2 separate regions of the Homo sapiens genome follow, and region 2 is linked to region 1. Evidence: chromatin loops called from intact Hi-C (ENCODE). Cell type or tissue: HepG2. All regions are shown on one strand.

The links. Hi-C counts contacts between places; a loop is a spot of excess contacts. Peaks named below come from ENCODE experiments on the same cell type or tissue, not always from the same donor. Only the 100,000 strongest peaks of a DNase experiment are listed, where the experiment ranks them.
Region 2: it touches region 1 in a loop (11-fold over the local background); 1 of 110 quality-filtered maps calls a loop at or near these places.

The regions. Positions count from the first base shown.
Region 1 is chr1:245,044,014-245,048,013 of GRCh38, forward strand. All of the region lies in intron 3 of DRC8 (dynein regulatory complex subunit 8), which reads left to right. It also overlaps the pseudogene RNU6-999P. Among named protein-coding and RNA genes, the nearest start is that of EFCAB2-AS1, 75 kb to the left of the region's middle. RefSeq lists enhancers at 2,517-3,017, 3,018-3,518. In HepG2, no CTCF peak of the experiment used is centred here; a DNase peak (open chromatin) is centred at 1,628; H3K4me3 peaks cover 1,147 bases.
Region 2 is chr1:245,105,368-245,109,367 of GRCh38, forward strand. It overlaps a transcript of DRC8 not described here. Among named protein-coding and RNA genes, the nearest start is that of KIF26B, 48 kb to the right of the region's middle. RefSeq lists enhancers at 1,569-2,069, 2,070-2,570. In HepG2, a CTCF peak has its summit at 2,285 (motif pointing left); DNase peaks (open chromatin) are centred at 1,794 and 2,124; H3K4me3 peaks cover 1,495 bases.

The DNA of each region.
Region 1 (4,000 bases):
TGAAGCGTTCCATATTTTTTCAGGTTATTCTGTATTAAATGCAAAATAAATGCTTTTATTAACAATGACAAAAAGAAAGGTAATTGTAATAAATACAATTTACCACTTCGTAATTACTTTATTATATTTTACTCATACTTTGAGGTTATTTGTGTCTAGTGTATGTGTGGTGGATGTACCATATAATGGTATGCTATTGTCATTTCTTCCAGACTCCACCTTTAGTGATTTCATGTTTGTAATTGGCAGCTTGAAATCGATCTTGGAACAATGGAAATAAAACCACAATGGAAATAAAAAAGGATCCAAATCAGGACTTTTTGCCTATGAGGAGCCAGTGATAACCAGCCCATTACTATATGCAAAACGAGTTTATATGTTTTTTCTCTACTCCAAAAACTTAACAAAAGAAGGAATTATTAAACTTTAAAAAACGATTTTAATTTTATTTTACTACATTGGTTTCAGTTTTTTATTTTATTTTATCATTTATTTATTTATTTTTGAGACGGAGTCTCACTCTGTCGCCCAGGCTGGATTTATTTATTTATTTATTTATTTATTTATTTATTTACTTTTTTTGAGACGGAGTCTCGTTCTGTTGCCCAGGCTGGAGTGCAGTGGCACCATCTCGGCTCTACCTCCCGGGTTCAAGGGATTCTCCTGCCTCAGCCTCCTTAGTAGGTGGGATTACAGGCGCCTGCCACCACGCCTGGCTATTTGTGTGTGTGTGTTTGTGTATTTTTAGTAGAGATGGCATTTCACCATGTTGGTCAGGCTGGTCTTGAACTCCTGACCTCAAGTGATCCACCTACCTCGGTACCCCCTCCCCCGACCCAGCCCCAACAAAGTGCTGGGATTACAGGTGTGAGCCACCATGGCTGGCTTGGTTTCAGTTTTTTAAATAGTTTTTTGAAAAGATAACTTCAATAATTTAAATTCTTTAATAATTTTAATAATGTTAAAAATGGTTTTAAAAGGTTGCTTTAATTTAATTGAATTTATTTATGTTGAGACAGAGTCTTGTTCTGTCACCCAGGCTGCCGTGTGATGGCAGCATCACAGAGCTCACTGCAGCTTCAACCTCACCTGCTCAAGTCATCCTCCCATCTCAGCCTCCAGGGTAGCTGGAACTACAGCCACACACCACCATGCCTGGCTAATTTTACATTTTTTTGTAGAAACAGGTTCTTACTGTATTGCTCAGGGTGGTCTTGAACTCCTGGACACAGGTGGTCCTCCCGCCTCAGCCTTCCACAGTGCTGGGATCACAGGTGTGAGCCACCTTGCCTTGTCACTGGTCGAGGGTTGTGACTGCAAGTTGTCCAGGTTCTTGGCATTTTGAACAAAGAATTGGACAAAATGCCCAGCAAAGCAAAGCAAAGTATGAAGCAACAAAAGAACAAAAGCAGGGATTCATTGAAAATGAAAGTACACTCCACAGTGTGGGAGTGGGCCAGAGCAGCAGCTCCAGGGTCCAGATGCAGAATCTTCTTGGGTCCAAATACCCGCTAGCAGTTTTCCATTGGCCACTTCACGTCCATCTCATGTAAATGAAGTGCTAGCCCACAGTCAGTCTGAATGGTTGCAGAAAGCAGCCAACCAGAGGCTGAAGTGAAGTTACAAAGGTCACACCCCTGTGCAAACAGGAGTTGGTTTTCGCAGCCAATCAGAGGCTAGGGTGAAGTTACAAAGTTATACCTCTGTGCAAACAGACTTGGCAGGCCATTAGTCTGACTGGTTGTGGACAGCAGCCATCGGTCTGACTGGTTGTGGACAGCAACCATTCAGAGGCCGGAGTGAACAAAGATGCAAACGAAGACTCAACCCGCAGTCAGTCTGGTTTGTTGCAGACAGCCAATTTCCCATCTGCCTACCAGAAAAGGTAGTGAGTTTGCAAAGGGAGTAGCCTCTGGTCCTTTTGTTACTTAGGCTGGAAAGTTAGGGTTTTCCTTTCAATTTAGTTCTAGGAAGTCAGTGTGAAATAGCCTTAGGATCCCTGCCTCCAGACCCTATTGCCCTGCCTCAGCCTGGCCTAAAAGCTTTACTTGAATCTTCAATCAATTCACTTAATTCAAAGTTTCATTTAGTAGAAATAGGTTAACCAACCTTAATATTATATATGATTTTATCAATTATGTTATATTTTTGTTTCATTTTCTAGTTCCTGTCTAATGTCTTGTTTTCTTATTTCTAAACTTCTTTCTTTTATTTTCATCATTAAGCTATGAATTTTTTTCCTATCTCCTGTAACTTTCTTTTCACTTATTTCAGTGTTTTTACATTTTTCTCTTCAGCTGTCTCCCTTTGCAGACAGACCTCGATCTCTTTCTCAGAATTAATGGCCTCATATTTTCCTGACCTGTGCTCCTTCTCGCTGTCTCTTTTATTCTTAGCTCACCTTTAGGATCCTCACTACTCCTGAGGCTGAACTGTTAGCAATACGGTTTCCTCCACTGTGGCCAGGATCCCAGCTCCATCCGGATACCATCTGGACATGTGCAGGGCTCACCTGGCCCCTTCTGCTGTTTTCCCATGTCTTTGGCACCAGAAATACGATGCGAGGATAGTGCATAGGATCATTCGGTCATTTTTGCCTCTAGCCCCGTATTTCAGAACATGGGAGGACAAGAGAAGCTCTGAGTCGTTTTTGCTTCTGCTGTAATTTGTTTTTATTCTCATCTCAAGGAATTTGGAAGTCCTTTTGAAATAAATGCATCTCATTTCATTATCATTTGAGGAAAGAGACATTTGAGAGGAAAGGGCGATTAATATTTAAACACCACCTCCCTTCCCCTACCTCATTTGCCCTTGTATTTTTTTCTTCTCACTCGCTCTCTTATATTGCCTTTACTGGGCAACTATGTCAACAAATTGCCACTGAAAGGCACCTGACTGGTGAGCTGCCTTGAGCTGAGGTCAGTGTGATCCTTCAGCTGGGAGCCGCTGCTCCGTTTTAGAGGGCGAGCCATTGCTACCGCTGATGAGCTGAGCCTGGGGCTCAACGAGTCCATCTGAAAAGCCATCTCTCTTCCAGCAGCAGGGAGCCACTCGCAGTGCTGCTTTCATCAGCCTTCGTGAAGGATGAAAAGGGCTTCGTCTTTTCCACACACACTTGACTCCAGCAGCGTGGGGGTTTGGAGCACTGATCTCCCCTACCGTTGAAAACCCACGTGTAACTTTTGACTCTCCCAAAACACAACTAACAGCCTGCTGTGGACTGAAAACCTTACTGATAACATAAATGTCAATTAACACATATTTTATATGTTATATGGATTATCTACTGTATTCTTACACTAAAGTAAACTAATGTTACTTTAATAAGAGAGAACATTAGGCCAGGCGCAGTGGCTCACGCCTGTAATCCTAGCACTTTGGGAGGCTAAGGCAGGTGGATCACTTGAGGCCAAGAGTTCAAGACCAGCCTGGCCAACATGGTAAAACCCCATCTCCACTAAAAATACAAAACTTAGCCAGGCGTGGTGGCGGGCGCCTGTAATTCCAGCTACTTAGGAGGCTGAGGCAGGAGAATCGCTTGAACCTGGGAGGTGGAGGTTGTAGAGAGCTGAGATGGTGCCACGGCACTCCAGCCTGGTCGAGAGAGCTAGACTCCATCTCCAAAAAAAAAAAAAAACGAAAAAGAAAATGTTATTAAGAAAATCATAAGGGGCTGGTGCAGTGGCTCATGCCTGCAATCCCAGCACTGGCACTTTGGAAGGCCAAAGCAGGTGGATCACTTGAGGTCAGGAGTTTGAGACTAGCTTGGCCAACATGGTGAAACCTCGTCTCTACTAAAAATAAAAAAATAAACTTAGTGGAACATGGTGACACGTACCTGTAATCTCTTATTTGAGAGGCTGCGGCAGGGGAATCGCTTGAACCCCAGAGGCGGAGGTTGCAGTGAGCTGAGATGGTGCCACTGCACTCCAGCCTGGGTGAGAGAGCTGGACTCTGTCTCAAAAAAAAAAAAAAAAAAAGGAAGAGAAAATATATTTAC
Region 2 (4,000 bases), 61 kb after region 1:
TCCTTCTTCATTTATGCAGTGGAATTCCTCTATTAAAGATAATTTTCTGAAGACCAGCCTGGGCAACATGGAGAAAGCCCATCTCTACTAAAAATAGAAAAATTAGCCAGGCATGGTGGTGTGTGCCTGTAGTCCCAGCTACTCAGGGGGCTCAGGGCTCAGGGAGTATAACCTGAGCCCAGGACATGGCGGTTGCAGTGAGCCATGATCACACCATTGCGCTTCAGCCTGGGCCACAGAGCAAGACCCCATCTCAAAAAAAAAAAAAAAACAAAAAACAAAAACAAAAACCCAAGATAATATTCTGCCATCAACTATTCGGCTTCTTTGAAATACTGTTTGTTCAGAAAAGGCACAGCAGTTTGCTTCTTTTCTTTAATTTTTCAAGCAAAATATTTCTTGATTTCTCTTGAAAACATGCATTTTTGGCTGGATGCTGTGGCTCACGCCCATAATCCCAACACTTTGGGAGGCCAAGGCAGGAAGTTCACCTGAGGCCAGGAGTTTGAGAGACGCCTGGGCAACAAAGTGAGACCCCATCTCTACAAAAATTTTTAAAAAATTAGCTGGGTATGGTGGCACATGCCTGTAGTCCCAGCTACTGAGGAGGCCGAGGCAGGAGGATCACTTGAGCCCAGGAGTTCGAGGCTGCAGTATTGCACTCCAGCCTGGACAACAGAGCAAGACCCTGTCTCTGGAAAACAAACAGAAATATGCATTTTACTTTCGTAAGTGTGTGTGTGTCATAGGTGGGCCTTAAAATTGCCTGTATCCCTTATGAGACGTATAAGCCTCCCTTTGGCTTGTGTGCTAGCCAAACCACACTTGGTAACATTCTTCTTCCCTTATTAGTTTCTGGTGATTTACAGTGTTTGCATTAGCAGTTACACTGCTCTTTCTGTCACAGTGAATCTCTCTGGGAGGAAGTGAAGTGTTTGGACTTGATTTAATGAAGCTATCACAGACTGATAAAACAGGTTTCAAATATCATAGGGTTATAAGGAAAAAGATGATTTAGAATAATTATTTAGATAAATGATAACAGTACACCATGAATTCCATAATAATTCTGAATATAACTCTTCCCTATGTTAAATAATTAACATTTACAACCATTTAAATATATTTCAATATTTAATATATTTAAATTGTATATTTAAAATAATGTATATTTAAAAATAAGAAAAATGTTCACACAACTCAAACTTGCACCTTGTTATATCTATGTTTCTTCCATTTTAAATTTTGTCATTCATCGATATGAACTGGTTACCAATAAATTTGGATTTGTAAGCTAGGTAGAAAGTTGGGGAAATTTCTGCAGGAATAACCAGGATTAACCAGATAATTTCAAGATTTTCTTGATCTAGGAATTAAGAATTCATATGATATGGTGGCCTGGTGCAGTGGTTCACCCCTGTAATCTCAGCACTTTGGGAGGCTGAGGCTGACGGATCACCTGAGGTGTTTGAGACCAGCCTGGCTGGCCAACATGGCAAAACCCCGTCTCTACTAAAAATACAAAAATTAGCTGGGTGTGGTGGCGGGTGCCTGTAATCCCAGCCACTCGGGAGGCTGAGGCAGGAGAATCGCTGGAACCCGGGAGGCGGAGGTTGCAGTGAGCCAAGATTGCGCCATTGCACTCCAGCCTGGGTGACAAGAGTGAAACTCTGTCTCAACACAAACAAAACAAAAAACAAACAAAAAGGAATTCATATGACATGGGAACTAGAACTATTTCCAAACAGTTGTAATCCGATTCCAAAGAAACCCTGCACTTCTGGTTTCCTGATGATGTCACCCACATAAATGGCTACGTCAAGGAGTCGGTCCTGAGAGCAGCGAGGCAGGAGTGAGGTCGAGTGGGCAGGCGTGAGAGCCGAGCACAGGGGCAGAAAGGAAGACTCTGCACCCAGAAAGCGGAAAGGAGGCAAGTGGGGGACAGGGGTGGGGTCACTGGCCCAGGCACTATGGGACTGCACATCGCACACAACACTAACTTCCCTTAATAAACACTAAGTTAATCTTTACAACTCTTCAGCAAGGCCGTGCACCCCGGGTCCTTCTGTTCTGATCGGAGGACCTCGCCTCTTATTCAGCAGAGAGCGTAGAACCTTTGGCCTCTAACACCGCCAAATCTCCCTTTCACAGACCAACTGGCATCTAAGAGCTCTAGGGGCAGAAGTGCCGCTGTGGGGCACTGATGGGGCAGGGACTGTGGCGCAGGTCACCTCCTGCCTTTGCTGTCTGACGCAGCCTCCCAGGGCTGCTTGCATTTGGCAGGGGCTCCTCCTCCACGCTGCCCTCTCCTGGTTCTCAGTCCTGCTCGGTTTCCAGGCAATCACAGCCCCCTGTGCACCACTCCAGGCACCGGGCTCCTAAAGCAGCCCCTTTTTCAGAGCTACCCTTTAGTTGGTGACACTCTCCACTACCAACCCCAGCCCAGCCCAGATTCCCTCCAAGCACAGTTGTGCTGGGCACAATAGTCATCATCTCTAAGCTTACCTGTGATTTCATCCATCCTCACCTCGTCACCGCTCTCAGAAGCTCCGCGTCCTCCTGGAGGCTAACTCCTCCTCTGCTGTTGTTCCCACTCCGGGCTACCTCCTCACTGCCCTTCCTCCACCAGAGATTCCCTCCATGCTCTCCCCTTGACTTTGTCACCATCCCTGTGCTTATCGCTTTCAGACCACAGTCTTAGTCAAGTCCACCCCGTCTTTTCAAAGAACACCTTCCTTTCCTTTAGACGTCTCTCCCCGTCACCCACCCGTCACCCAGTCTCTCTTTCCCTCCCTCCACCGCCAAGCATTCTGAAGAAATGTTCCCCTCACCCTGAGCTTGCTGCCCCTCCCTTCCATTTCCCAGCCTCCTGCAGTCTCACTCTGTCTCCAGTACTTACTGAGACTGCTGAGGTCCTCAGCGACATGCCCATTGCCAATCCCAGCAGCCTGTGTCCAGTTCTTCACGTTTTTTGAATTCACTGCAACATTGAATGCTTGCCAGTGATGCCTCCTTGCTGAAATTCTTCCTTGGATGAAAAGACACATTGTTTCCGGGTTATCCCTTTTCTCTTTGACTATTGCTTCTATGTCTTACTGAGGCCTCTTTCTATTTCCACCCTTAACCATTAGTGTTCCCAGGATTCTAGCCTCAGCTCAACTTCTTTCATCTCTCCCAGTAGCCTCATTCATCCCCGTGACCCCAGCTACACTTGCAAGGACTCCCAGATCCAAACCTTTGATCCAGCCTTTCACTGAGACATTCTCCAGCTGAATGTTGTGCTGGTCTCTCATATGCAGCAGAGTCTATTCCTCCTCCTCTCAGCTCTCTTTTCTGTCCAACCTAGACCACAGGCATCAGTCTCTAGGACTTGCCTCAGCGTCTCTGGGGTCCCTCCTTCCACTCTACTCCTATAATACGAGATGATTCCAGCCCTCATCCCCTCCTTCCTTGACAGTTGCCATAGCCTCCTAACTCTGCCTCTAGGCTCAGCCCCATCCGATCCATTATTCCTCTGCTTTTAGAAGTATTTTTCTAAATAGATATGGCCATGGCTTGTACCTCAGTATGGGTTTTGTCAAAAGCAGAACCTGAAACGAGGATTCTGGTGTAGTTGTTGTATTTGGGAGGAAACAATAGTATGTGAGTAGGGAAGGAAGACAGGAAAGGGAAGCAGGCCAGTAAAGGGTGTGTTGTCGAGCCAGTTACCTCTGCACGTAACTGGAGCTGAATCTTGCTGGGCAACTCTAGGAGTCTCGTAGAATACATGCCTCAGAGATATCCTGCCTGAGGGGCGAGAGAGCTCGGTTATTTATACTCCGACTCTCATCAGGCAATGAGAGGTGTCAATTCTGTAGCAGTTCATTCCCCTCCTGCATGTACTTGGAGGCAGGGGGCTCATGAACCCCTTAGGCAGTAGAAGTCAAGCCAGCTATTGCAATGGAAAGGCTCAAAGGGCTAGAGAGGGGCACAGATGGAAGGACAGGGACAATCTCTGTCT